6 separate regions of the Mus musculus genome follow, and all the other regions are linked to region 6. The links are chromatin loops, found by intact Hi-C in ENCODE. Cell type or tissue: heart. All regions are shown on one strand. Region 1 has its middle 170 kb from the start of Fign. Region 2 has its middle 250 kb from the start of Gm8541. Region 3 has its middle 260 kb from the start of Gm8541. Region 4 overlaps Fign (fidgetin). Region 5 has its middle 120 kb from the start of Gm8541. Region 6 holds the start of Fign (fidgetin).

What was found. A loop is a pair of places that touch in the nucleus more often than their neighbours do. Peaks named below come from ENCODE experiments on the same cell type or tissue, not always from the same donor. Only the 100,000 strongest peaks of a DNase experiment are listed, where the experiment ranks them.
Region 1: a loop joins it to region 6, with 2.3 times the contacts of the local background. A loop is called at or near these places in 3 of 42 quality-filtered maps.
Region 2: it touches region 6 in a loop (1.9-fold over the local background); 2 of 42 quality-filtered maps call a loop at or near these places.
Region 3: a loop joins it to region 6, with 2.2 times the contacts of the local background. A loop is called at or near these places in 2 of 42 quality-filtered maps.
Region 4: a loop joins it to region 6, with 3 times the contacts of the local background. A loop is called at or near these places in 8 of 42 quality-filtered maps.
Region 5: a loop joins it to region 6, with 6 times the contacts of the local background. A loop is called at or near these places in 11 of 42 quality-filtered maps.

What each region holds. Positions count from the first base shown.
Region 1 is chr2:63,924,163-63,929,162 of GRCm38, forward strand. No RefSeq gene overlaps it. Among named protein-coding and RNA genes, the nearest start is that of Fign, 170 kb to the right of the region's middle. In heart, a CTCF peak has its summit at 1,945 (motif pointing right); no DNase peak of the experiment used is centred here.
Region 2 is chr2:63,822,871-63,827,870 of GRCm38, forward strand. No RefSeq gene overlaps it. Among named protein-coding and RNA genes, the nearest start is that of Gm8541, 250 kb to the left of the region's middle. In heart, no CTCF peak of the experiment used is centred here; no DNase peak of the experiment used is centred here.
Region 3 is chr2:63,832,599-63,837,598 of GRCm38, forward strand. No RefSeq gene overlaps it. Among named protein-coding and RNA genes, the nearest start is that of Gm8541, 260 kb to the left of the region's middle. In heart, no CTCF peak of the experiment used is centred here; no DNase peak of the experiment used is centred here; H3K27ac peaks cover 333 bases.
Region 4 is chr2:63,979,952-63,984,951 of GRCm38, forward strand. It overlaps Fign (fidgetin), which reads right to left. Exons shown (of 4, transcript NM_001267846.1): 4 at 1-948. The coding sequence starts at 940. Among named protein-coding and RNA genes, the nearest start is that of Fign, 120 kb to the right of the region's middle. In heart, no CTCF peak of the experiment used is centred here; a DNase peak (open chromatin) is centred at 2,520; H3K4me3 peaks cover 290 bases; H3K27ac peaks cover 2,054 bases.
Region 5 is chr2:63,697,706-63,702,705 of GRCm38, forward strand. No RefSeq gene overlaps it. Among named protein-coding and RNA genes, the nearest start is that of Gm8541, 120 kb to the left of the region's middle. In heart, a CTCF peak has its summit at 2,753 (motif pointing right); no DNase peak of the experiment used is centred here; H3K4me3 peaks cover 864 bases; H3K27ac peaks cover 892 bases.
Region 6 is chr2:64,096,780-64,101,779 of GRCm38, forward strand. Fign (fidgetin) reads right to left here and starts at 1,259. Exons shown (of 4, transcript NM_001267846.1): 1 at 1,063-1,259; 2 at 116-285. In heart, CTCF peaks have their summits at 1,410 and 2,015; a DNase peak (open chromatin) is centred at 1,362; H3K4me3 peaks cover 2,631 bases; H3K27ac peaks cover 2,587 bases.

The DNA of each region.
Region 1 (5,000 bases), 170 kb before region 6:
TGAAAGCAAGACAGTGGCTGATAAATGATAACAGTTTTCAAGGCCAGTTTGTGGTATGCTCGAGTTAACAGTGAGAACACATTTCATCCCCAGGCAGGTACGGATGCTGCTCCTTTTCCAGTCCCCAAGTTCTTCTTCTTCTCTCAATGCCCAATATAAAAGTCTCCCATTTTATCTTCAGTACTGTAACATGTGCTTTGTGGAAGCATTTCATGTTTTCTAATGAGCTAGAATCTTGGAGTTACATGATCCAACTATCCCACCCCACCCCAAATAAGAGCTGATTATGATCATTTATAGACTACAATGAAATATAAGCAGCATCTCCATTCTGACAGCTATATTACAAATTATCATAATATTATACTTACTAACTAGCATATTCCTAAAATTTCCCACCTGAAATTAATACAGTGAAAACATCCAGTAGTGGAAGCAATTGTCAAGTTGTGCTAGTAATAGTAACTCCACTCTAAAGACAACAGAAAGCTTACTGGAAAATTAATGTGTAATGATGTAACACAGTCCTATGTTTAGTTAACACAACACTAGTTTGCAGTTCAACTCTTGCTTTTGTCTAAGTATCAGCATTTTATCAGACAAAAATAGAAAGCAAAACGTGGCATTTGTATAATATTTTTATTATGAAGGAGTTCTAGCATATTTATTTAATATAGGTAAACCTATTGAAGATTGATAAAGTTTATAATCTTATTTTATTAATCTTCCTAGACAGAGTAGCAACACAATATTCCTGGAGTCACATACAAATGAACGAGGCAGGAGAAATCAAGTCACAGAATTTTATTTTCTACTTAGCCTCTTAGGCTAGTTTGTTGCTTTGAAATTACTTGATTACCAAAATGTTTTCTGTCTTCAAGGCATTAATTACCAAACACCTACTATGTGATGTGAACATCCATGAATGACATCTTAGCCATTCCTTAAAAACCAATCTACCAAAGACGAATTCTTGTCATTTGATGAAATATGAAGATATTAAGAAATTTAACAGACTTGCACTAAATTACAGCCCACCCTCCCACCCCCACCCAGATGTAAGAATCTTTCACTACTTTGTCATAATATCATTTAAAACTAAAAAGGTAAACATTTCCTTAAACAAGTACATAAGCTAAAAAACCATTACATTTCAAGACAATCTACCAACAATAAGAAAACAACAAACAAACAGAAACCTTCCAAAACAAAATTGTTGCTAGGAGAAGGGGGGGAGGTAGGGGGGAAGAGGAGGAGGGAGGAAGAGGTGGAGAAGAATCAGAAGCAGCAGCAGCAGCAGCAGCAATGTGCTTCAAAGCAATAATTAACATCCAGCAAATTAATATTGACTCCTTACAATGTCAGATGTTCTGAATTCCTGACTTCCTGTAGTTAGTTTCCAAAGAGTTTTGATGGGGAAATTAGAATACTTGAATGAGATGAGGGATAAGAATAGTTGACAAAGCTCCGTGCATGCACATTTAGAATAGGAAAAGAGGACCAAGGGTCCAGACAGGGACCCTTCCTTTGTGCTGTGTGAAAGAAACACTGCATCTGTGACTCCCTGAGATATTTTTAACAATGGCAATCAAATCTCACTAATATTTTTACCAACTGTAGAACAGCCTGTTTTCATAATTGATTACTATCTCTCTGTCTTCAACTTAGCGAATCATCTACCCACAGAAACCTACCAAGCAACCATTGCTTTAGAATTCCCCTGCGGCTTCTTGTTTGTGATTTGACTGGTTCCTGGACTCTGAACCCACATGGAGGTCCAGGCCAGTAACTTCCAGGAGATAAGTGCCAATGATCTCACCTTAGGTTTATCAGGCTTTTAAACTCGCCAAGTGGCTCACCCATTTATGGCAAAGTTTCCATTTTCATTGGGGTTTGAGGAGAGAGCTTTCAGAGGTTAGAGCAAAACTTTCTGACCAGGAGGTGGAGCAGATTCCTTTGAGAACACAGGTCCAAGGCTTTGAGCACAACTGTGAACCCGTAAGTCCAATGTGTTACCTGAGTAACAGTGCAGGACAGAAGGATTCCTTTCCTTTAGTCCTGAGCAATTTGCTGAGAGTTTAGGTGAAACGTCTAATAACATTACTTGGCTGATGTTGTATCTCAGTAAAAATGTTGGCTTTATTAAGAAACAAAATCTAAGGCATTTACCAGCAATGCCCTCCAGAGGAACACCCAGAAAATTGTTTGTTTTTCCAGCTAACAAAGAAATGAGAGAAACTCTTTGACATTTCTGCTTGGAGGAAAAAGAAAAAAAAAAAAACACACACACACACACTTTGGATACTCTGATGCATTCTTAAAATCCGAGTTTGGAGAGAGACTTAAGCTCAACTCAGTTAACACGCCTTGTTCTTCTCAGTGCTTTAATTACTGCTCGAGGGAGACTAAGTTGGTTGCTCCTGGCTCTTAGGCTGCTTGGGGGTGGCAGTTGTTGGAGTCATCCTGAGACAATGTTTCTTCTGGGTCAGTCTGAAGAAACGCTAGCAACAATGGCAATCCCCAAGGCAACACTCCAGAGGGGGTCTAGATTCAGCTGTCAGTCACCTTCAGCTCAGAGCCATCAAATGTATTTACACAAAAGCTGGTTATCACAAACCTTTTGAAAAACTATGTAAAGAGGAGATTTACCCATCTTTGAGTCTTAGGTTTGGATTTTTTTCCCCTCCCCCTTTAAACCCTTCCTTTTTCTCAGTCTATCTTCCTTCCCACCCCCAATTCCTCCCCTAACTACCTCTGGGAACTTCTAAGAGTCCCCCCATTTCTTTTGTTCCACCCTCAAGCTTACTCTGCTATTGTGTTAGAGTTTGAACCTAAGCTTGAATATCACTCAAGAGGAATGAATATCTGCTATTATGGGAACAATTTTAATTCTAGTATTTTGTCTGCAAAAGGACAGAATTTTCTAGGATTGGGGTGATACATTTTGCTGTGCTGATCCCTGCAGTTATACAGCAGTAAATATTTCTTCAAGCATTTGTCTATGTCAACACACTCATTCACGTGTCTTGTATGCATCTTTTTTCTCTTTCTTTCTTTCTTTTTTTTTTTTTTGTTTTGATAAAGGCTTTTCACAAAAATAAATAAATAAAAATTAAGAATTAAAAATTTAAAGCCTGGAACATCATGCCACTGAGGTAAGGTACACAAGATAAAGAATTATTTTGTTTTTCACTATTACTGAATTTCAGATATAACATGAAGAGTTTTGTTGGTGGTGTTGTCTGTGATCTCTATAGCTTTTCAAAGTATGTAAAATGAATGTTTTCTCCCAACTGATTTCTCTACATTATAGCTATGGTACTTTGGAATTAGAAGATAGCACTGCTTAGTAAAAATTGTAAATCAAACATTCCATTGAAAGGTGAGTCTATTCACTTATGTGTAAATGGTTTCTAGAATCAGGCTATCACAATATCAAGCAGCATAATGCCCTGAAGGAGCATCTATAATCCTATCGACCTGGTCCACTGTAAGAAACGTTAGTGATACAAAGAAACAAAACAAAAACCAAACCAAAACAAGAATCCAAAATATTTATACAGAATTCAAGCCCTGGCTTGCAGGGCTCATCACTTACTCCAGACCACAACCTCAACAGTTTCAGAAGCCAATCCCCTAGTCTCTACTGGTGCATACTCAACAGTCTAATAAAAACTGCCTAATTTGCTGTCATTTCTTCAGCATTTAGCACTGACAAAGGCACAACAGAGAAAGGATCATTAGCAACTACCCACAGAACAAAAACAAACAAACAAACAAACAAACAACTCAAATAAAATAAGTACTTGAGGACACAGAAAGCTGATGGTTGGGTAATTTTAAATATTCTGAAATCTTATTTGTAATGCTAATTTACTCTCAGCGGGGTGGCCATAGCCATCCAAATCTGCATGGTTTTGTGTTTTCCCCTTTCTAAAGAGTTCCTTCCCTTCACAATATCCTCCAAACACATCAGGCTTTGGGTTTGTTTTGCTTGGAAAGAGCAGAGTCAAGTTGCTTGGTTTTACACACAGATTTAAGCTCCTGTGGCAGGGTGAGGTGATTCCACTCACTAATAACATTGTACATTGTATGAAGTAACTGCTGAATAATTGCTTTTTGTTTTCTGTATTGTTTTGTTTTTATAAATGTTATTTACTTTAAAAAAAAAAAAACAACTCGCAAATACAAAGCACCACACACCCAAATTTACCAAAGCCAAAGTCTATACATTTCAGTGTCTTTCATAACTTGTGCCTATTATCAACATTCAGTCCTTCTTCCTCCCTAATAGTTAGGTTGTCTTTCTTGTTCTCTTTTCTACATGATATACTGCATCCACATGCACATATACTTACATATAAACATATATAATGTGTTGTGTTTTATAAAAAGAAAGACAGGGATAAGTTTTGTAGAGTCAGATGGAAGGGGTGCCTCAATAGGCCCATGATGAGACATCCTTTCCCTCTGAAGTACCAGCCATGCAACAGGTATAGTGTAGAACAGAGTTTATTTAGGGACATGGGAAAGGGAGTTGAGGAAGGAGGAGAGAGAGAGAGAGAGAGAGAGAGAGAGAGAGAGAGAGAGAGAGAGAGAGAGAGAGAGAGAGAAGGCTGGCAGGGAACACACAGAAAGACAGGGCAGGGGGTGAGAGAAATGGGTCAGGGAGGGAAGAGAGTCAGAGACAGAGAGACAGAGAGATAGAGATAGAGACAGAGAGACAGGGAGAGAAGGGGTAGAGAGCAAGGAGAGGCCAAACAGTCCCTTTTACAGTAAGTCAGACCTACCTGGCTGTCACTAGGTAACTGTCAGGCTGAGCTTAGAAGGAATGCCAATATTTCTCCATTTTGGTTTAATTTTTTTTTTAAAGGAGAAACTGGAAAGAGGTGATAGTGAAGGAGGAATAGTGTCCTTGTGATCTTTCGCTACTTCCTGCTGACTTTGGGCCAATGTAACTCTGGAGAACCTAAGAAAACGGGGATGGGGATGTTCATCAC
Region 2 (5,000 bases), 270 kb before region 6:
CAAGATAATGCAATGTTTATAAATCCTCACTATCTGAATATCTGAAAGGACACTTCTACATGCACATAGTTTGTACTTTTCTTGTGTGAAGTTTTCACCATTTGGCAGGAACATTTTCAACTTTGAATAAAGAGAATGCATTACATTTACAGAACTTGTACAAATCATTCTAATGTGGGGAGGGGCTCATTGACACCAGCTACACCTGCTTACCCTGACTGCCCTGGGCCAGGCTGACCAGGCACTTGGTAGACTTGGATGTGTCTAGTCCTTCTGGCCAGCTCTTCAAAGCGGGAAGCACTATGCACACAACACTGTGCCCTTCAGATAATCAACTGTCATCCTAAGAATGACAACAGTCTCTTCAGATGGAACAAAATCTTAAACTAATAGAAGGAACCAGACGTTCTTTGTCAGGATCCATGTCAGGTAGCTGAATAATCTGTTGCAAAAAGACTTCAAGTAGAAACACTTGGAGTTCTTGACAAGATGAGCCAAGTCAAGCATGCTCCTTTAAAGCCAGATATGTAGTTAGGATAGATCACTTGGTTTTCTGTACTATTTCAATGTTTTTTTCCCTCCCTTCCAGTGCCTTTAAGAGCTGAACCAAAATAGACACAGAAAACCATATACACTTGTGATGACTGTCAATGTCTTCTTGTTTGCAGACACAGAGTCTCTTATGGGGCTGCATGAACCTCCACTTCATAGATAGTAAGGCACATCTAATCTTAGTGCAAAAGAGTTCAAGGTCTAATTAGGTTTGTGTGTCATATGACCCAAGCATGGGTTTGACTGTGTTATTTTCTTTCTACCTGAATACCACAAAAGTCCTTTCCTCAAAAACTGGGCTTGCTCTACAGAAGAGTATTGGAGCCATAGTAAGACTATTTGGATTTGCAGGATTTTGAAATTGTAAGCTGGCAGTGGACAAGTGTTAAGCCAAGCGACAGATGTAACACGAAGTACTTCTCATCTACCCATTTCCTTTTCATTCTTTTTTATTTATTTAAAGTATAAGTACATCACATTGGCCTTCATCTGCTCCTACCTTCCCCTTGCATGTCCACCCCCAACTCCCTCCTAAACTCACAAAATCCTCTTCTTATCAATCATTGTTCCTTATGCATTCAAGTATATAAATACAATCTGCTAAGTCCTTTCAATGTTGCCTGTATGAATATGTTTTTAGGACTGAGCACTAGGCATTAGATAGCCAGGGAGGGTCATTTTGTATAAAACAGCCTCCTTGTAATAGTTGTTAAATATCAGTAGTTCTTTATCTAGGATTAGGGACATATGAGATTTCCCCAACTTTGTTGGAATCTCAACTGCCATTGGAATTGTTCAGGTCTTATGTAGGCAGCAATGTTGATGAAGTTTCATGTGTCTAGTTTTCTTGCCATAGCTGAAAGGCAAGATTTACAGACGACCTCCTGGTTCTCTGGTGTTTACAATCTTTCCACCCCCACTTCCTCAATGTCTTACATACAGGTGTCTTAAATGTGTACATTTGGGCTTTTCATACCACCATCTTCTGGTCTCTTGGTGAGCTGCAGTTTTCTTTATTGATCTCTTCTGTGTTTTCTGTAGTAGACTTCTTTGACCAGAGGCAAGGGCTACATTTGTCTACAGTTAAAAAGATAAGTTTTAGAATGCAGTTAGTAATTATGCTGGCATACAAAAGTGGTAATAATAGGTTTTCCTCTAAGGTCCATGACTTCACTGGCTTCTGGTAGTTGGCTGAGTTTCTAGTACAAGGCATCATTTCCCTTCTGATAAGCAGGCCCTGAGTTTAGTTGGACAGCTGATGGCTACTGCCAAGCTAGATGTCACACTCTTGCACTTTAGAGTTATGTTGCCATGCTATCTATTCCTGTTCATGGTTGTCATGGATAAGTAGTGATATTAACTTCTTTCCTCCCTTAGCAGGTTGCAAAGCACCTTTGTATAATATGAAAGATGGTCCACCAGGAGCAGGATTTCAGGTCAGTTCCAGCTCATATTCTTCAAATCCTTTGTTAAGAGTCCATGGTGTCTTTGACAATCGGGACAAGCCTTCAACTTCTGGGACATGATAGGGTCTTTTTGGAAACAGCAATCAGGTATTTGTTTGAAGTTACTGATAATCTTGCTAAGACCTTTGTGGTTTTAAAATCATTCCAAGTTACTCTACTGGAATAGTAAAATCTCAGCAAGAAAGAATTTAACAAAGATAGGGAGAAGTACTGTGAGAGGATTTTTGAACTCATTTATTGGAGGGATTTGATAACTCTTCATAAGTATCAACTGTGAAAGTAGCTGGGCAGCCGACCCAACCTAAAATGCATGGGAGTGGAGACATGGGATGAAGATGAAGATAATACTCCTCTATTCACAGGTGGATAAGTAAAAAAAAAAAAAAAAATTACTTAGACCAAAAGAGAGAAAAAAACCCATAAATTTACATAGAACACCTAGTGGCTATTCACACATAGTCAAAGCAATGACTGATTTGTAAGAAATAGTAGCTGACTCTGTGATTGTAGAGACCACAGTGAACTGAAAGCAGAAATGAAAAACAGGCAAGTATTTGCACACACAGTTGTCTTAGTGTCTGGAGGAGACTGCTCTAACAAAAACATCCCAAGATGCAGTGACATTAAAAAAATGTATAGACATTGATAATAATGTGGCATACAGAAGGTAGAAAGTTATCTTGGTATTGTATTCAAGTGGGGAAATATAATTGAGTGATTTTCAACACACTGCCTCATCTTAACATTCCCACATGTTGCTGCTTTTAATAACTGGTCCCAAAAATGGAGTACTTAGGTTATATGACTTCCTCTTAAACAAGATGGACTAAAACCCCCATAATGTAATTTTGCCCACATCTAAGAGGCCTATAGTTTATTACAACCAAATCTGAATGAAAAGAACTATGAAATAAGGGCTCTAAATTCACATCCATAGCTCAACCAAAAGTCATATGTGTTAACACGAGGATGAATAATATCTATCAATGAAAGAAACAAAGAATAAACACTCAGGAGAAACTTGGAAAGAATTATATGAACAAAGCCATCCACAACTAGAATTAAAAATCGTTTTTATTTGTGTTGCTGGAGCAAATACCAGAGTTGGGTAAGTAATTGATAAAGAAGGGAATTCCAAGCTCAGAGCACTGGCAGAATGAACCAGAATGACCCATTATTGAGGACTGCTCTCTGTTTCCAAGATTATGCCTAGTTGTTATAGATTCCAAGTTCTGAGTTCTTACAGGGTGGGGCCTTTTATGAAGTCTTTAGGAGGATTTATGTATGTGGGGTCCTCACTGACCTTATCCTGTCTTAATGGCCATTCCCTTTATTCACCTTGAAAATAAGAAACAATTATAACATGAATTTGGGAGAAGACACAGTCGTTTTAATCAATAGCAGTAGTCCTCTGAACCAACTGCACTTTCCTCTTGAGTATTCAGGCAGAGTCAGTCATGGGCACAATTCAATGGATTTCTGAATTCAATGGTAGATGAGAACAGAAGGCAAATGTAATTCCTTCTAACCCTGACATGTGGTGATTTAACAATGGCCCTTTCACAAGCCTGCTCACCTCTCCTAAGCCACTCAGCTACGAGCACACTCTGGATGGAACTGAAAGGTTCCACTCCACATCATGACATCAAATTCCTCTCTTTGTATCACTTGGGCATGTGTCCATGTTCTCAAATTCTCTAAAAGAAAATAGAGTATTTCGTTTGCCCTTGTATTTCAACATGGTATATGTACATTTGTGCCCATGTGTGGTGTGTGGCTGTGTATAGGTTCATGTGTGGGTAGATGTGTGTTTGAAGGTGTGCCTGTGCATGTATGCACATGTGTGTGGAGTCAATAGCGGAGGTCTTCCTCTGTTGCTCTTTGACTTATTCTTTAGTCTTTCATTGAGCATGGAACTCAGAATATCCAGAGTAGCTTTCCTGAAGCACAGAGAGCCTCCCATCTCTGCTTTCCCCAGTTCCAACTTGAAAGGAATTACTACCATGCCCAGCCTTTTATGGAGAACATGGAGATGCAAACTCAAGTTCTTATGCTGGTACAGCAAGCACTTTGCTTACTGAGCCACCTCCCTAGCCTCTATTTTTCAGTAATATAAATTAAATGTGATCATCTGAAGTTAAGTCGCAATTCCTGATATTTGTACAATATGAGTTTGTAATGGCAGCTGAATAACAATGATGCGAAACAATTGTGAGTAGATGATGCTGTTGAGTGGCACTTATTCTTTTCTTAAGGTAGGAGGCAACATGGTAGCCAGGAGCCAGGTTATTGTTCTAGTTTTCATTTCTCCTGCTGTGAGGGAAATACTGCCACAAAAGACACGTTCAGGGGTGAGGAAAGGGAAGACGCTTATTTGGATTACGAACTATAGTCCAGCATTTTGGATAAGGCAAGGCAGGAGTTTAAGCAGCTAGTTACATTAAGTGCACATACTTGAATGAGAGAGGTAAGCAAACCATCCTAACTGCTTGCTGGGTTTCAGTGTTCTCCCTCCTTGGCACTTCACTTTAAACATCAAACACATGGTAGTTTCTGTATACCAGAAAACTTAATCTTAGCAATAATTTAATCATTTTTCTCAATAAAATATGTCTTTCTTTTCTCTCTTGAGAGGATAACTAGATACATTTCCATTGCATCCTCGAAAACTATAAAATCTATGGGAGCGAGAGCAGAGTGGTTAGAGCACTTCATATTCTTACGTAGGAGCCAGGTTTGGTTCTCAGCACCCACATGATGGCTCACAACCATCTAAATGTTATATTCTAGGGGACCCAATGCCTTCTCTTGATCTTTACATACACCAGGCCCACATGCAGTGCCCAGACATACATGCACATAAAACACTCATAAACGTAAAATAAAAATAAGTAATTTTAAAAAAACATGAGACATAGGTATGGATTCATATGCACATGCACACATGCAAAATAGGGATGTAAACATTTCATAACATTCCTC
Region 3 (5,000 bases), 260 kb before region 6:
TTTCTTTCCCCACCTATTTACAATGAATACTTTCATTCTAGAAGTATTTGAGTTGGCAAGCCTTGGTCTGGAGACTGCCTCAACCTTCCCTGGTGAAATAAGAGTTTTTTATCCCACTTTTTCCACTGGGTCCCTTCCTTCCACTTGACTGATTTTAGTTACCACTAAGTTATTCACAGTTATGCACTCATTCACTGCTTGCTAGACAGGTACTGCATTCTTCAAACTGTTCTGGACACTTGACAGAGAGGTTTCTTTAGGATGTCTGTATTCATCTTAATTCAACATTAACAGTAAACAATAATGCATTTCCAATAGTGAAGAGTCCAACACCAAGATACTAATGCAGAGGAAGTAGACAAGCCATTGCTGGGAATACCAGTGTCAACAGGCTGTGTCTTCTGTGACGCAGTACATCTCATCAGTACCAGGATAAAGAGCCCACATGAAAATCAAGAGTGTTACCTGGGAAACCTTTTCCATACACTCTGAAAGCAAGGTTCATTTGCACAAAGTAAGACCTTCTACCTCAAGTGCATGCCTGACTTTCTAGTTGGTGATAGATACAAAGGTGCTTATAGTCTTCCAGTTAATTATGTCAGTGGCTTTTTGGGGGGTACTATTTACTTTTTATGCTTCAGGTTAAAAACCGGGTGAAAAAGAAATCAATAAATTTCCTTCTCTAGTGTAAGTTGATGCACCCTTTATCACTGCACTGATAATAGACATTTGCTCCTCTGAGGAAAAGTATGACTGAAGTGAGTAACAAAGCATTAGAACCTACTATGGAAAATTCCATCACCCAAACTCCTGACATCACCTTAGAGAGGAGCACCCATGACAATTAACATGTCAAATGGCATGTTGCTACAAAATAAAAGAACCATAGAGGACCATGCTTGTGATTGTGATGTACAATACATTTTGCCTGTTGAAAGAGTAAATCAACTTTAAACAGACCTAAAACCTTCCTCCTCACAGGCTAGCTCTCCTGGTGTCAGAAGGTTTTATGAAGGATGCTGGGATGAAAGACACCAATGGTCCCCACCTGAGACTGGACCCTGTACTCTACCAATACCAAGTAGGATGATTAGGAAAGGGTGTCTGGTACAGTAACTGCATTCTGATGAGATTGAGGCCTTCTTAACAAGAGACAATGTCATGCCCGCTACTATAATCCTGACCTAAAGGCCATGGCTGGGAGGTCACGAGCCTAGGGTGGAACCTGCTACTGTTATTTTGCTAAAGGTTCATGTTGTCGAATTACAATATAAATATTCATATGTATACCCACAGACCTAGTCTACTCTCAACCTTGAACAGAGAAAGTTCTCTCTCTCTCTCTCTCTCCCTCCCTCTCTCTCTCTCTCTCTCTGTCTGTCTATCTCTCCAGTAGTCAGCAGTCAAGAGAGAGGCATTACTAGTCAAATGGATGAGAATAACAAATTAAGTGCTTATCTCTAAATGGAACATCTTAATGAACTAACCACCACCACTAAGGCTAAGGGCACAGTCTAGAATAGGAATTGGAAAGAATATAAATATTTAAAAAGTTATTACTTGTGAAAGTATTTTTAAATCAAACATAATAATTCTACCTATTTTGAAGTTTTTCTTTAATAGTTTTTTATTTTATGATTTCATATATGTATACAAAGTATATTGAACATTCTTCCACCTTGCCTCCAACTGCCCATACCTCTCCATGCCTATCAATTTTCTTCTGCCCTTCAAGTTCATTTCCCAGGTTCATGACTGACTTAGTCAGGGTTTGTATTCCTGCACAAACATCATGACCAAGAAGCAAGTTAGAGAGGACAGGTTTTATTCAGCTTACACTTCCACATTACTGATCATCACTGTCTTAGTCAGGGTTTCTATTCCTGCACAAACACCATGACCAAGAAGCAAGTTGGGGAGGAAAGGGTTTATTTGGCTTACACTTCCATACTGCTGTTCACCACCAAAGGAAGTCAGGACTGGAACTCAAGCAGGTCAGGAAGCAAGAGCTGATTCAGAGGCCACGGAGGGATGTTCTTTACTGGCTTGCCTCTCCTGACTTGCTCAGCCTGCTCTCTTATAAAACCCAAGACTACCAGCCCAGAGATGGTTCCACCCACAAGGGGCCTTTCCCCCTTGATCACTAATTGAGAAGATGCCTTACAGCTGGATCTCATGGAGGCATTTCCTCAACTCAAGCTCCTTTCTCCGTAGTAACTCCAGCTGTGTCAAGTTGACACAAAACTAGCCAGTACAATTGACCCCTTGTCAACTTGACACACAAATACATCACTAGTAAGCCTAAACCCTTACATTCTTATTCATCCCCAAGGTCTAAATAACTTTAAACATCCCACAGTCTTACATATTCTTAAATTTTCAATCTCTTTAAAATATCCATCTCTTTTAAAATCCAAAGTCTTTTTACAATTAAAAATCTCTTAACTGTGGACTCCACTAAAACAGTTTCTTCCTTCAAGAGGGAAAATATCAGGGCACAGTCACAATCAAAAGCAAAAGTCAATCTCCAACCATCCAATGTCTGGGATCCAACTCACGATCTTCTGGGCTCCTCCAAGGGCTTGGTTCACTTTTCCAGCCATGCCCTTTGTAGCACACGTGTCGTCCTCTAGGCTCCAGATGCCTGTACTCCACTGCTGCTGCTCTTGGTGGTCATCTCATGGTACTGGCATCTCCAAACACTACTGTCTTCTGCTGAAACTGGACTGTACTTCCACAAATAGCCTTTCATGGGCTCTTTTCATGGTGCTGGCCTCAACTTCTCTGCCTGGCCCCTTCAGTCTTGGGCCTTCAACTGTCACTGAGGCTGAACCTTAGCCAATGGCCTTTTCTGGCTTCTCACAGTGTCAAGCATCAGCTGCTACCCCTTCATGTTTCAAAACCAGTACCACCTGGTGACTCTTATACATTACCAAGTTTGGCTGCCAACATGAGGTCCAACCATGGCTACCTCTGAAACACAGTTTTTCTGTACTCTCAGAAAATTCATCCCAGAAGATAACACCTTAATGATGCTGGTCTCTTCTTAATCACTGCTAATTCCTTAGCTCCAGCTAACCAGCATCAGTCATCCCAGTAATTCAAAAATTTCGCTTGAGTAGTTCTGGTATCTTGTTAAGCACAGCTGATTCTTCAGCCCCAGCTAACCAAAACTACAGAATCTTCACAATCAAAACAATGACCCTGATAAGTGTCTTTAATCTTCCCTCTGAAATTTTATAAGCCAGGCCTCAAAACATGTGCATTGTTCTCAAGATTATCTTCCAAGCTCCTATTGAACATCCCACAGAGCTCTTAACATCCAATGGCTCTTCTAGCTCAAAGTTCCAGAATCATTCCACAGTCCTCCCAAAAACATGGTCAGGCTGTCACAGAAATACCCCACTCCCAGCGCCAATTAAATGCTGTCCTTATAAGAGTTGCCTTGGTCATGATGTCTGTTCACAGCAGTAAAACGCTGAGACAATGACATTCAGTTTCTTTTGTTGCCCATTAATTTACCCATGGTCATCCATACAACAATCTATCCAGTGAGGTCAGGAGAGGTCATCAGTGAGTATACAGGCAACAATGTCCTCTCTCCATCAAATATGAAGCTTTGAAAATGCTAGAAGAGACAGTTGGGAGAATCCTTCAGAAGGTAGAAATAGGTAAGACATTCTAAGTAGAGTTTCTACCACTCAGAAAATAAGACTAGCTGCAGACAAATGGCACCTCACAAATTCGGAAAACCTTCTGTACTTCAAAGGAAGCAGTTAAGTAAAGAGTTAATATGCCATACTGGAGAAAACTTTGACAGCTATAACTATGACAGGGGGTTTAACATCTAAATTTATAAAGAACTAAAACAAATGTTCATATTATGGAGAATAAGTGATCATGGCTGTCCAGGCCTAAGCATTTATGACTTAAGTCAGGAAACACTCTAAAATAGGAGGTGGGAATATTGAAAAGGTCTGAAGACCAGAATTATTGCTGTGTGATAATTTATCCTAAACAGGGCAAGGATATTGCTCTTGAGAACTCTAAACACTATGACTGAATGAACAAGACCTGAAAAGACTACTCCAGTCAACATAACAACATGGATAAAGCAAAACTAATTGAACTACATAAACATACGTGTGTGTGTGTGTGTGTGTGTGAGAGAGAGAGAGAGAGAGAGAAAGAGTGTGTGTGTATTTATACACATATGTGTATATATTTACATACGTATATGTATATGTGATATATGTATGTGTATATATACACACTCTTACACATATGTATGTGTAAGTAGAAGTGTATTTGTGATATCATTAACTTCAAAATGGGTGCCTCTGGGTATGCTGAACGAATGAGGTGGGTAGGAAGGATGCAAATGCCATATTCTCATACAGGGAATCTTCAAGTTAAAAAAATTATAGTAAATATAAAACAAACTACCTCTTTCAAAAGTTGGGTTATGAACCTCAAAAGAAGAAATACAAATAATTAATAAACACTTTTAAAAGGCTTCAGCGTCACTATCCATCAAGGAAATTCAAATTAAATCTATGTAAGATTCTCTCTCTCCCCAGTCATAATAACCTTTCATAGTAAAGCCACTAAAGAAGAAGAAGCTGGGGCGGATGTGGGGAAAGAGAAACCCTATTAACACTTGTTAGAAGTGCAAACTATTGAGGGCACTATGGAATTTGGTGTGGCATTTTCTCAAAAACAAAACCAAACAAACATAAAAGCTAGAAATGTAGCTATCACGGGCTGGAGGAATGATTCAGCAGTTAATAGAGCTTGTACTTACTCACAAAACAGAAGTAACTACTAAAACCAAAAAAATAATTCAACTTCTCCTGGGCATATGCCCAAAGGATTATATACCCTACTGCACAGATACATTGTGTCTACAAAAAGGGAGTAAGGGACACAGAAAGAAAGGAAGGAAGGAAGGAAGGAAGGAAGGAACGAACGAAGGAGAGAGAGAGAGAAAGAAAGAAAGA
Region 4 (5,000 bases), 120 kb before region 6:
CTGCCATATAGAAAGCTTTCCTTTTGAGAGAACTTGCTGAATTGTTGGTCAGAGCAGAGGGTGCAATGGGTGTCAAACCATGACCTTGGTAGGTGTAGCCAGGAACGGTAGTGGGGGGCAGAGGGGTGGGAGCAGGAATTCCTGAAGGCAGGTATGCTGAAGGAGGAGGGGGTGCTCCGCCAGGGCTGTACCCAGACCCCACGGCAGTCTGAGGAGGATAGCTAGCAGAGGGATAACTGTAACTGGAGAGATTGGAAGTCCCGTTGTAGCCTGGGACCAGGGCTGGTGGGGGAGGAGGAGGGGGTGGTGGCTGCAAAAGCCCAGAACTATGCAACGGGGACGGATGAGGCGAAGGAAGTGCAGGTGTGGCCTGGCTGCTGTAGGTAGAATGCAAATATGAGCCGTTGTATCCCGGAGCATATTCCTGAGATGGGAGCCCCGCATGAAGACTAGGTACTGTGTGGCTTCCACAGGTACTACTTGAGTAACTTGGCTCTGTCAGGTTGCTGGCCACCCCAGGGGAGCTCCCTATACTTGCCGAGACGTCTACTGGAGGGAGGGCTGAGCTGACACCAGCTTTGCTGGCAGTGATGACATCCGGGACACAGTTCATAGGATAAACGGCTTCTGAATTCAAGGAAGGCTGCCAGGGTTCGCTATCATTTTTCCGACCATTCACGAGTCCTGATGGTGTGTCTGAATAATTGCTGAGTACAGGTCGGTCTACGGGACCTTCCAAAATGCCAGAATACTTCTCTGCATATTTTTTCAGAAGGTTGGACGCAGTCAGAGCAGATATGTCATCATTCGCCCAGGCATACTGGTAGGTGCGCTGTAAATGACCTCTATAGGCTTCAACTTTGTGGGCGGGAGACCGAGTGGTCGAGGTGATGTCAAAGTGCTGTTCTGGCCACTGGGCATGCTCCGGCGTCCACTGCATCTTCAAGCCTAAGAATTGGACGGGAAAGACAATAAATTTACTTAGATATTCTTCGGAACACATAAAGATTCCCCCACCCTACCGCCCCCAACTATATCTGCTATTTATTAACTTCCACTAACAATATGGAGGTGGATAAGAATCTTCCCAGGTTGTAATACATAGTGTGATCTCTATAATATGAATTCTTCAAAATGGGGAGACATTAAACGTTGTAAAAAAGATAAATCCAATGTAAAATAAAACTCTGTAGATATCAAAAAAAAAAAAAAAGATAAAAGAGCCTTATTGCTGTCATAAACCCATAGAGTTACTTATTTAACACGAATACTAGACACACACACACACACACACACACACACACACACACACACACACACACTCCTGTCAAATTAGAATTCAATCGTGGTTGTTTGCAATAACATATACACATACATTTTAATATCCAGCATGCAGTACTGTTAACATGTATGCCACCTACTTATTCTGGCTCTTCCCATCAGTTTCTGTTTTATATTTTTAGCAATATAAAAATGAGACACAGCTGACAGATCGCATCTAGGATACCTCTCTTATTTGGTACTGAACACCTAGTTAGCACAGTATAATGCTCCCTGCACAGAACAATATGACACAGACATAGCAGGTCATTCCATAATCCAACTCTCATCTAAAGTGGCCCACGACAGTTTCAAATCTGCTTCGTGGAGTGCAGCAAAGCAATCTCCCAGGCAGCGCTCCACCGCTTTCATCGCACAAAGCCTACAACTCGGTATGAATTACAACTGGCTCCTTTTTGCCTCTCAGTTCTGTTGTTGAGTCTGGGGGGGAAATAAAAACAAGCATCACTTGTCTGTCCGGGCTTCTTGTGTGATTCTCCCTCCTCCTCTGATAATCCTCCTCCCCCAATAGACTGAGATACCAGGAGAGGAGGGAAGAACATGAGAAAAAGAGAAAGGAAGTGAAGAAGGGATGGAAAGAGTGGAGAAACTGGATTTTAGCCCCTTACATTTCTACAGTGATCCCTCCACGGCAGAAAGTGGATGCGTACAACTCATCCACGAGGTCACAGGAATAAACCCGTCATTCTGCTAGATTGCTAACTGAAGCCACTGACTCTGTAGTAACCCTGAAATGAGTATTTTCTTACTTCAGAGAAAACTCTCAGTTATTAGAATCAGATAGTCGTTTTAAATGATAACTTTGGAAAGACCTTGGGAATTAGCTGCTTCACACATCACAAAAGCAGTGCCCAAAGCGATTGATTTAAGAGGCTTTCATCTAGTTAGTTACCAACAAGTACTGGAACCCCACTCTCCTCTTTTTCAGGGCTTGCTCACTCATCTTAACTCTAATCTCTGCTCACTTGGAATGGACACTTCCTACCATGCTATGGCTGTGTTAGATGCCCTCCCTAATCTCTTTTGTATTACTCAAAGTGAATTCTGCAAACCATCTTGTGCCCTCTGGCAGAGAATCCTTGATAAGAGGAAGGCCTGGTCTAAATGAGGCATCTGTGGCATCCGTTCCCTTCCCTTCTGAATTCCCCAGCAGTGTTGACAGCTCCCATCCCTTTCTGTTCTCCTCCCCCAACCACTTCAGCCCTGCTTTGCCTGACTCTGGCTTTTGACATGGCCAGCTTTGACTCGCTGAGCTAAACTGAACAGAGCACACAGTTTGGTAACAGAATGGCATGTTGATTCCCTTCTGACTCCGTCTTCCTTGTTTGCAAAACCACTGCACCAGACAGTGGAAGTTAATTAGCAGGAGGATGCTGTGCTAATTGTGTTAATTTACAAGGTTTTAGTCAAAGAGAATCATGCCAGGGCTGGCACTGCTGTCATGCTTCCGACTTAATGATTAAGAAATACTGAAAACAAGGTGGGAAGGATTGCAGTAATTACACAATAAATGAATAAAGCAACAGGATTCATTTGCAAATATATTTTACTGCCGCTGGACTCATTTGCATTTGGATTTTTAAAAAGGATCCATGCAGATATTCATTTGCAAATCACCAACTCAGTGAAATTAAGTTTGGATGCCGCACAAGTATAAGTTAATCAGTCTTTATGTGTGTGTGTTTTGTAAAAATACTAAAGATTTTAGTTCTTGTGTATATGCAACATATTCCCCACTTTACTTCAAATATTCATAGGTTTGTTTAAGACTACACATACTGTAAAACAATCAAATCAACTTGGAAATTAATATTGTGAACCCCAAAGAAGCACACTTTTATTCTCCCACTCAGAGAAAGAGGAAGGAAGGGTTGGTGAGCGGGACTCTGGGAAGAAGTGAAGTGATCTAATTGTTTCTGCTTTCTCAGTCATTACTCTTTAAGAGGAGAAAAACACACCACAAAGTGGGTGATATGACTGAACTACACTTGAAGGGGGAAAGGATGCAATTTTAATGAAGCGGCTTTTCAGGAATCATACTTTCATTAGACTCAACTGGAAATTATTAAGGGCAAATCACCAGGAACCAATCGCAAGTAATCAGTATCTAACTTCCTCCAGTATCAAGGGATTTACTCCGAGCCTAACATAAAGGAGAGAATATCAATGTGATGGCAGTGTCGAGCTAAAAGACCTACACATTCATTAATCCCATGATTATTTTCAAGTAATTTCTATTAGGATTTTTTTCCTCTTAAAAAAAAAAACCTGAAAATATTGAGTAGTAAAAATAAGAACACATGTGCTCTGATGGGACATATTAATAGATAAAGAATAAAAATGAATATGCATCTCAAAAATAATTTAGAAGTCACAGGACTACTGGACAGTGCACGTGTAGGCAAGTGCAGCCTGTGCCTGGAAGCATACATGCATGCACAGGCAAGCACACAGAATGATCGGATTCGGCTTCCTTCCAGCTTAGTTGAGGCGATTACTTGTTGGATTTAGTTAATAGCCAGGACAGAAAGAAATAACCTTTAAAAAAAGGTGAACAGTGAAAAAAAAAATGGAAGGCAGGGCCTCTCTGTCTTGGTTTAAGCAAAGTTTTCTTATGAATTAATTGCTTATAACAATGCAAACATGATTTTAATGTTACCATTGCTTTACATGCTAAGCCTATGCACTTGGAACAAAATAGATTGCCCACTTAAACTGGGTATTTCTATGCAGTTTTAATGTAGCAAAACTAATTGAATTTTCAAACATTTATATTTCTTCTGAAATGAAGCAAAGATCCTATCCATCAAAAATAATTCATTGGGATAGTTACTGGATTGAATATGTTTATTGATGTAACTGAAAGTTTACCTATTGATGCATACTAAGCAATATCCTTAGCAAATGTGAGAAAGGTAAGTCTGATGTCTGTTTAACTTGAAGGAAAAAGGAGTGTTCCTTTCTTCTGGGAGAGCCTTGGAACCATAATCTAGACCCTGATGTTACTAAGATGCACAGGAGTCAGTGTTGACGACCCTGGTGGGGCCTTGAGAACATAAAGAGCCTATTGACCAGTGCTTGAATCTTAGCATTATGTGTTGGGGGAGGGCACCAAATGTATTGCTGTTGTTGATCTTGTTTACTGGTGGTGACAAAGTGGAAAAGATGTGGCGCCAAATGTTCTTTGAACAAAGGTATACAGTGCCCCAGTTGACTGTATCACCGTTGTCTGGGAGAGCAGAAGGCTTCTGGTACTAAAGCAAGGAGATGAGTTAAAGAAAAGAAAAGCAAAAAAGCTTTGATGTGATTTTTCCTTAGAACATATAAAGAAAAAAAATCCAAAGAATGATGCTATTTTACACTTTAGAAACTTGTTTTCAGAACAATAATTCCCAATGTTGTTTAGAGGTATCATACATAGTACAATAAAGACAAATATCAGAGAACAGTCAGATGTATGCCTATAACTTTAACTCTAGCATTTGGGAGGCTGTGGGATAGTCATGAATAAGAGGATATCCTGGGCTACATAGAGATATCTTGTCTCTCATATAGTTTTTCTTCTCCTTTCCCCCTCCATAAAATATAGGAAAACAATAGCTATAGATTTTAAAGATAATTTAAAAGTGCTCCAAAATGATATTTTTTATTTTGTAAAA
Region 5 (5,000 bases), 400 kb before region 6:
GAAAGTTTCCATTGCACCAGGTTTCCACATCTCCCAATGTAGATTTCCCCAGTTCTAGCTGTGTACTCACATACTCCCTTCTCCACCCACTCCCCTCATCTTTCTTGCTTCATCCTCACCTCCCCCTACTCCATTTCCAGTTGTCATCAAAAAGGCTTCCTCTAGCAGCAGATGGGAGCCGAGGCAGAGGCAATCACCCAGACATTATGTAGAGAGAGTGCCTAAATTGAAAGTTTCCATCAGGTTCCTCCTCTGAGCTCTGGGAATCCCCTGAAGAAGGAGGAAGAAAGATTATAGGACTCAGAGGCGCTCTAAGACACCAAGAGAATATGACCCACTAAATCAACTCAGCAGGACACACCTGAGCTCACGCAGACTGAAACAACAAGCAGATGACCGGCATGGCTCTTGAACAGGTCCTCTACATATGCTATGCCTTGTACCTTGGTATTTCTGTGGGACTCCCAGTGTGGGAACGGGTTTATCTCTGGCTCTTTTGCCGCCTCTTGGGACTCTTTCCTACTGTTAATTTGCCTTCTCCAGCTTCAGTGTGATAGCATTTTTGCCTTTTCTTGCTGTATTTTGTTTTGTCCAGTTTGGTTGTTGTCAATTGGAGGCTTGTTCTTTTCTGATGGGAGACAGAGGACTGGGATCACGGGAAGAAGTGATGGGAGGGTGGCTGGGAAAAGTGTAGTCAGGACTTACTGTCTGAGAGAAGAATTCATTTTCAATAAAAATCAAAAACAAAAGCAGTTCTCATATGCCAAGAAAATAAGGACTTGACTCGTCAAGACACACTGGGTCATTTCTATCTCTGTAACATGATTTTAACTCAAAATTTATAATCCCAGAAGCAAAAGCTCCCAAGGCCCTCTTTGTAATTCACTGCTTATAGAAATTCAAGCTCTTTTATTTAAAGTTTTGTTAAAAAAAATACTTATAATGAGGAAGAGCATTTATGTCCAAGAACAAAGGTATGTTATTAAACATATTAGATTCAATAGTAATTAGATTAACTTTAATTTAATTTAGAAATGAATTGATTGAGGAAGGGGAAGGAAATACAAAGCATAGACCATGTAGTTACCCGGACAGTGAACCATAGCATTAGACTTTTAAAAATGATGTGTTAATGGAATTCAGGAACCCACGTTACAGTGTAATTCTTTGCCAAGAACTAGAAAGTAACTGAATACTAACCAAGAGAGATAGTAATTCTGAGAAATTTAACTAGGTTATATAATACACTTGGTTCAACAAATTCCTCCTAAGTAGAGGAAATACCTAGACACACTGAATGTGTTTGATTTTTCCAAAAACTGACAAGACCTGCTTGCTTGGCGCCAACCATGCCAACATTAAATACTGTACAGGTTTTTTAAACTGGTACGTATTCCTTCCTACACTGGCCCTAAATTCCACTTCCAGAGAATCTCTACTTGAGATAGGCTTTGCTTCTTTCTTTCACTTATTGTTCAGTTGTTCTTTGGTTTATGAGCGTAGAACTCTCCCTGACAGATTGCCGCTGATAGGGAAAGCACTAACATGGAATACTACTTGAATGGGCTCTTCTGTAGAGAAGGGAACAGGACATTCATTTGAAGAGTAGCAAAGTTAGAAGTCAGTAAGAGGATCTAAAGAGACAAAGACAAGGAAGAGCAGCATTGGAAATGAGAAAACAGGCTGGGACCTCATTGGCTAGAGGCTTTGCTTAGTTCCCTGTCATCCGGCTCTCTCCTCCCCGACCCATAGCCACTCCATTAAATACCTAGGGATTGAGAAAACTCACAATGTACTGTACAATTATTCAAAATTCCTTTCCAAATAATCTATTTTTTTTTGTTTTTCTCATAGTGTAGACCAAATACTTTATAAGCCATTGAACGAAGGCCTATTGCCTATGTTGCAGAACTGATGAATCATGCTTCATGCACCTCAATTATGTCATACCGCTGAATTTACATAAAATTTCTGATTTCATTAAGTATTACCATTCAATCAAAATCTTTTTAAAACTATGTTGCCATGCTACAAATTACTTTTAATGCAACAAAACATTCTAAAATTGTTACCTATATGATCACCTGGTCTCAAACTTTAGTGCTTAGCTGTACAATGCAAAACACAATTCATTTCAGATGAGAAGTCTTTCTTCTGTAACCTGTCCCAGCATAAAGTTTTATGAAAAAAAAATTTAATGTGTGACTTACTTGAAATGAAAAATTGGAATACTAAAATGCACACACCACCCCTACTGGATGCTTAAATTTTATTTTATAAAATATATATATATATATATATATAATTATATATTATAATTATGAAAAAGAAGGAGAAGGAAGAAGAGAAGGAGAAAACAGGAGAAGGAGGAAGGCCTGATATAGAAATTTGCAGACGAAACACCCTGCATTATGTTCCGTAATAGTTAAGATATGAAAGTGTTAAATGTTGATGTTCAGACTGACAGTTGTCATATCTATACACTGACCATGTCCTCACTGTAACTCTTACAGTGAAACCGAAGTAGAATTTTAGAGGCAAAACTAAGGTGAGAGAAGGATCACGGGGCCATTGTAAAGTTACAAATAATTTTAATGGAACTCTTAGCTAGAAGTACAAACTGGAAGAAGACTACAGACTGAGCTCAATGATGTTATCTGCAGTTTTCTCTCCATCTGTCTCTACCTATCTAGAGGGAGATTTCAGGCTTCTCATTTTCTCTTCAAGTCGTACACTCTTTGGACAGTAGAGGGCACTTTAAATTTAGACAAAGCCCAAGGAATCCCTGAATCTCCATACAGAGAGCTTTTGTTTGACTATAAAGAAATACAATTTCGGCCACATTTTAAATGGTATGTGTCTTTTTAGCTGTGTGGTTAAAGAGTATGTTTCTGATTATGTGAAATCAGTTTCTCATTTCATAATATTTTATAGAAATTCAGTGATGTCAAATGCATGTAGTATTAATATCTACTGAAGACTAGTGATATTACACAAATCCTGATCAGTCCATGAATGAATATGTCTTTGATTTTTACTACTAATGGAAAGAGAAAATAAAGAACAAAACTCCATATGTAATTTAATTGAAACCTCAAAAATATATCAAAAATGATAAACATAGGATATATTATTTATGAAAGAAATCAGAAACACAAAAATACCATTTGTCTAGATCATAACATAAATATCAACACTTATGGGGTTTTTTTACCCATTTAAAAGGTACATAAAAATACACTTAATAAAATGTAGGCTTTCATTAATCTCATAAAGTACATAAAATGTCCTTTAATCTTACATTAATACTTGCTAATGAAATGTTTTCATATTCATTTCTCAATCTTTAAAGAAAAAAAATTCAGGTTTTTAGAAAAAGCTTCAATGTGTTGCTGATAGTTAGGAAAAAATAACTTAAATATAAATGGCTGGTTTTCCAGTATCCTTAATCACCTTAACTTATGATAAATGTGTTATCATTTGTACACGCTCCACTCTATTTTGAGTAACCAAAAATGAAAACATGACACATATTAGAATTCCAAAATAGGCTACTACTTTTGCTATTAATTATTACTTCAGCATTATTGTAAACCATTTTCACCATATAAATATTGCATTTCCCCATTTAGTTGAAAGCAGTTAATATATATATATATATATATATATATATATATATATATATGAAAGTTGAAATTTTATTATTATTGAAAATTAGCTTGTTTGTTCAATCTAAATCGTTTCCCTTCTCTGGGCTGTCAAGTGTAGACGCTGTCTAGCTGTGAAGAATTGCCCTGATTTGACTTTAACCTTAGATCAAACACTGAAACACAAGAGTAAATCTACTTAATTTCTGAGCAAATAAAAAAGTATCTAAAATTTCCCGAGCTGAAATGTTCCAATATATTTTCAAAAATCTATGATTGCACAGCAAATAGATAGAAATTTCTTCATAGATAGGAATTACCATAAACTTTGAGAAGAATTTATTAGTCTTAGGGCATAGGATTAGTGAAGAAAAACAGTGAAAAAAAAGTTGTTCGATTTGTTTCTGCCAAAGTCTTTAACAAAAAGAAAAATCTCTAGTTTAGAAAGAAGATTATATTTTCCACATCCAAAATAAAGAAAAGTTTACTATGCATCCAGTCACCTTGATTCCCAAAACCACCACGAGTAAAACACAATGCGGAGATGTGTCTCACATATAACCTTGCCCTTTGTCATTTTCGTAAACGAAAAGCAAATAAACAGCAATTGTCGCCACTCTAAAATGCACGGCCGCGCTCGGTGGCATTTATCCTTCCGCCTTCCCTCATTTATTATTGCGGGTAGACTGTTTGCCACCACCACTGCTGGGGAGGTCTGACACAGGGAGGGGAGGAGGAGTCGATGGACAGCGCCTATTATCTCTTCCCTACTCTCTCTTGCCCTTTTATGGCCTATAACTTCATTCAATCTACAGCTACATTTATGTCCCTTTTACAACAAAAAGGGTCATAATGCTGCCTCTGCTAATAGTGAAATTGTCTAATTTGTGCATCTTCTTTTAAGCCTTGGGACTGGTCTCCATCTCAAGTTATGCCTGGGTTTGTCCCATCAACTTTGAAAATGATGGTCCTGTTTAGGTTCTGCTTCCTGCCAGAACTGCCTGACTTCTGTGCGAGACCCTCAGGCAGACCAAGAGGGAGGAGAAACCTGGAGTGAACCGCGCAGGGACACCCAGAACATATCCAGAGCGCTTAGGGTGTCCCAGGAGATGGCAGGTTTGGATCCAGGGAGCTAGCTGCCGGTCAGCTGACATCCAGAGGGCCCCAGTGCAGGAATCTGAAGAATTTGCTTGCTCAGAAGATGAGAGCTAGAGGGACTCCCCATTCTGACCCCAGCGCGCGCCGGCTGGGGACCAGCAGGGCCTCCCTGCAGCTGCTGCCAGTGCTGTCCCCGCTGCCGCGCTGGAGACTGCAAGGAGTGGGTTGCTGGGCGGGCCTGGCAGCTGCTCTGCC
Region 6 (5,000 bases):
GAATTGGACATCATGAGCATCTGGTTCCCAAGCAGCCTCCAATGGTTTTTATCATGCTATTTAATTTGTCTTCCCTATTTAAATGCAAAGGAAGTAAATTCCAAAACTGACATACCATAAACACTGGTGCTACTGATCATTTCTTGCTGGTAGCACAAAAAGCTGAATTGGATTTCTCACAAGCAGGAATTCCAAAGGTTGCTTTTCATTAAAGCCACTTTTCCTCTCAGCTATCAAATGTCACTGCCTTGAAACGTGGGCCCTTTCGTCAGGTATTCATTTAACCTACATGCATATAATTAAGGGGGAAAGCAACATCAACAAAAAGGGGATCTCAGATCACAGGAGAAGAAAGAAAGGAAAAAAAGCACATGACCGGGAATACAAGTCCATGTCAATTTCACTCACTCCCATTGAAACTAACAAGAGCTCCGGGGAGGACGGTAATAGGATCAGTGGATTGTATATACCATTAAATTATACATCTTTCTCTCCCGTTCCTTGCCAACAATACGCCCACCACGCTGTACCCCCTCCCGCATGATGTGCTTACAGTTTTCTGCAACCGATCCTCTGACATTTTTCTCGATCCCCCAGCCACGAGATTGTAATTTAACCTCAACTTTTTGTGTGTGTGCAAGATTCTTATTTACACTTCTTATTTACTTAGAAGTTAGTTCCCGAAGAAAGTCTAGCCCCACCCTATGGCTCCGCTTTCTTATTTTATTTTTTTTATTTTTTGAGGTAAAAAGATAGTAGTGAGTAAGCCCAATATCGCGAAAAGCGAGATTCTTGCAGTCACGAACTCTTAATCCCATACTATTGTTATAACGATTAAGCTGCAGAAATATGCATCATAATGTTTCAGGGCTACTTTGTACAGAGAAATTAGACAGCAGGTTGGCGTACAAAATAGAAACGAATGCAAATTAAATTTACTGTTTACGGCACAACTCTGAGACCTCTTCTCACTACAGGTCTTGGATCTATCTATATTCTTTAAAAATAAAACAAAAACAAAAAATTTAAACAGATGGTAAAAAACTACGAAGCTCTCCTTACCTGGACGCGCAGAGCGAGCTCCCGATAGGTTAGCGTAGCATCGATCCGATGTGTTTGCTGATGAATGGAAGCTAGGGTTAAGTGAAGGTGCCTATGATTTGAAATCATTCCAAGTTTTTGAAGGGAAGACGGACTGCAGCCTCTGCCATGTTGGAATTTCAAACCCAAAACAGCTGCTTGGAAGGAGCCAGCATGCCAGAGGCTGAGCGCAGGCGCAGAGCGCCGCCGAGCCAAATTCAAATCACTTTCACACTAAGAGCCAAAGATCAGTTTTCAAAGGAGAGAGGGAGAAAGAGACGCAGGCGGCCGCGCGGCCGGGCGTCGGGAGGCAGTGGCGAGAGGCGGGCGTTGGAGCGCGGCGGGCCGGGAGCCCCGGGAGGGAGCGGCGGCGCGGGCCGGGACTGCAGGGGGAGCGGAGGCGGGAGGCGGCGAGCGGCGCCCGGCCGCGGGCGGACAGGGAGGGCGCAATGGCCGGCCGCCGGGTCATGTTACACGGCCCGGGCCTCGGCGGCCGCCCAGCCTCACAGCTGCGCTCCCGCGGCCCGGAGGGGGCCCCGAGGTCATGCCGGCGCGCGGGGACGCGGAGCCCGGCCCAGCCCGCGCGCGGGGAGCGACGCCCCCGGGGGAAGCGAGCCCCGCTGTCCACGCGCGATCGCGCGTCCCTGAGGGCCCCTCCCCGGTCCTCCGGTCACCACCGTAGCCTGGCCAGCCCTCCCTGCTGCTGCGCGCACGGGACGGGGACCGGGACGTGGAGCCGGGACGTCCCCTATCCCCGAGGCTCCCCGCACCAGTCCGAAAATGACTTTATCTGCTAGGGAGAGGCAAGTTGGGGAGGCAGATCAGCTTGAACCCACTTCACCGCCTCCACCTCCCCGGGAATAAATAAAAACCCTAAGTATCTAGGTGTGCGGTCCCCTCTCAAGCTCCCCCGGCTCCCCTCCCTACCTCCCCCAGGCGGCTCGGGCAGGGGAGAGCAGCGCCCGGGGGCCCACGGTGAGGGCTGTTGGTGCGCAGGCAGAGACCTGGGGCTTCAGCTTTCCCAGCCCCCCGCTATGGAGCAATCTGGGGACCCAGGAGAAGGAAGAGAGTCGGGGCTTTGTGGTGCTGGGAGCTGAGGAAGAATGAAATGTGCAGTTGAGTGTGTGGCTCGCATCCCAGGGAGCAGTGCCGTGCTGATTGTCTGTGGCTGAGATAGCCTTTTGTTCGCAACATAAGGTTTAAGAAACACACACACGTTTTCTGGGGTCTCTTGTTAGATGTAAATGTGCTGCATCCAGACGCTTACTATGCAGTGTAAGCTCAGTTGGTTTACTAATCACCCCGCCCCACCCCCAAACAATCAGGATCATTTGAATGGGAACCTCATTCAGACTTCTGGGCTGAGAGGATTGCCTTCAACCTATTTCATCCTAGACTAGCCAACCATCCAACTGAGATAATAAAGCAAACAATAACATTTGATCATGATGTCTACGAGATAATGTGCCCGGCAAAGTTCTTAAGGAATTGTAATGAGAGAAAGAGAGAGTTGGGCAATAATTTCTCTTCATTTTCATTAAATATGACTTTAATAGATAAATGGTGAGTTTATACTTTGGCCTGCTGGATGTCCAGTCCTCTATATTTCAACTAAGCTGAGAATGCAAGAGGCAAATTATGTATTCGACCAGGAGGCCATCTAGCTGAAAATGTTACTTTGAAGGTTGGAGCAGAAAATACACTTGTTTAGGAAGAATGTCCTTCCTCACTGTCCGCATGTCTGTCCGTATGTCTGCTAGCTTCTAGGCTGGAGCTTTAATAGACAAAACTCCAGCTCTCATAAAAGGCCAAACATATACTTAGAAATTCATTTCTTTCTTCATTTGAGATTTTCTTGCATCTCAATAGATGCACTTATCACAATAAATTAAATGGTTAAATCTGGGCAGATGACAATTAAAAAGAAAAGAGAACTGGATATCAAAAATAATGTTTGTTAAGAATTAGATTTCTATTTAGAATAGATTTCTGGATTTTTTTTTTTTAACTAGGATTGGAAACGAAGCAGAAGAACTGTATTCTGAGGCAACAGAGAATACGGAGACTCTACATTTTAGGAGACAGCTTTTAAACCAATACTAAGAAAAGTTGCCCATTGGGTTTTACTACGAAGAAATAACTGTAGGAAACTGTGACTCGCTGTTAGAGAATGTGTAGAGGACTTTCTAAATCTTCAAATCTCTTTTAATTTCGTTTATTACCCATTTGTGATGTGACACGCGGAAGACGTCTGTACATCTATAGATGCTCTGTGCCAGTCAAGCAAGACTGCTCTGTCCTTGTCGGTGAAAAAAAAATCAGACAGAAGAGCTAATCAACCTTCAACACTAAATCCCTAAGACTGAAATTAGAGTTCGTGGTCTAGCTCAGAATACTGAACATGTGTGTGTGTGTGTGTGTGTGTGTGTGTGTGTGTGTGTGTGTGTGTGTGTCTGTGTGTGTGTGTCTGTGTGTGTGTGTGTGTGTGTGTGTGTGTGTATGTGTGTGTGAGTGTGTGTGTGTGTGTGTGTGTGTGTGTGTGTGTGTGCATTCACTAGCCACCAAACAACACAAATACAAGACTTAAGACAATTCACTAACAAAATCTAAAAGAAAATAACCCTTATCCTTAAAGGGGGAAGGAGAAGGTGTGATGAGAAAAAGTTCATTCATAGATAATAGCAAGCACTTCTTCCAATTTTCTTATGTATTCATTGAAATATTATTAAATCCATTGTTGGACCTACCAGTGGATATAATTTAACCGTGAAGTCGTTAAAAAGGTAGCGACAGAGTACTGCATATACTTACAGTTTTAAATTGTATAACATCTAATGTAGCTCAGAGGAAAAGGGTCTCACCTAAATGCACGCACACTGTGGAGTAATATCCACAGAGGGTTTGCCACTGAAGGATTTCTAACTTTCACTCTTATGTATAAGCAAAAGCTGCTTTTTGCCAATCACTTTATGTTAAATTAATAATTCTTTTCACAATGGCTATGGCTTTGTGTGCCAGGTTTACATTTTTTTATAGCCATCTCTTCAGTTATGCACTAAGAATAAATAACATTGTAATGGTCATCATAACCCATTCCCATTCATCATGAAAGTTTACAGGTCTTGTCTGGGTGCAACTGCTTTTGTTCTCTGTACTAAGTATTACAGAATATTTTTTCTTGCTAAAACAAAGGACTAGGAATTGAGGGTTAAAACAGATTGATTTACTAGTCAAGGCAACAGGTAATTCAGGAAGAAATAGCAACTAGGTTTTTCTGTTGTGCTTGCCACTCTCTGGCCTTCATCTTTACTTTTGAAACCATGAGATGTTCAAAACCACATAAGAAGCTGTGGTTTTGGGGGTTTTGTTTTGTTTTGTTTTGTTTTGTTCTTTTATTGGATATTTTCTTTATTTACATTTCAAATGTTATCTCCTTTCCTGGTTCCCCCTCTGGAAACCCTCTATCCCACCCTCACCCCTGCTTCTATGAGGGTGTTCCACCACCACCCACCCACCTGCTCCTCCCTCCCCACACTGACATTCCCCTACACTGGGGCATCTAACCTTCCCAGGACCAAGGGCCTCACCTCCCATTGATGCACTCCAAGGCCATTCTCTGCTGGTAGAATTTGCTGAAAGATGCAGGAGGATCACAAGTTTGAGGCCAGCCTGGGCTGAACAAGAAATAGGTTTTCACACAGAGTCTTCCTACATGGTACATCCTGGCTAGAGCTTTTTGAGAAAATTAGAAGGAAATGGACCTAACTCTTGTTCTTTTTAAGGACAAGTGTGTGATCTACCACATATGTGAGCGAGCGTGGGTCTCCCAACCTGAAAGAGAGTTTTATGCCTCGCCCCACCAGATCCCCAACCCCTACTCCCAGCCCCTACCCCAGCTCCTCATTGCATGGTGGGGGGGC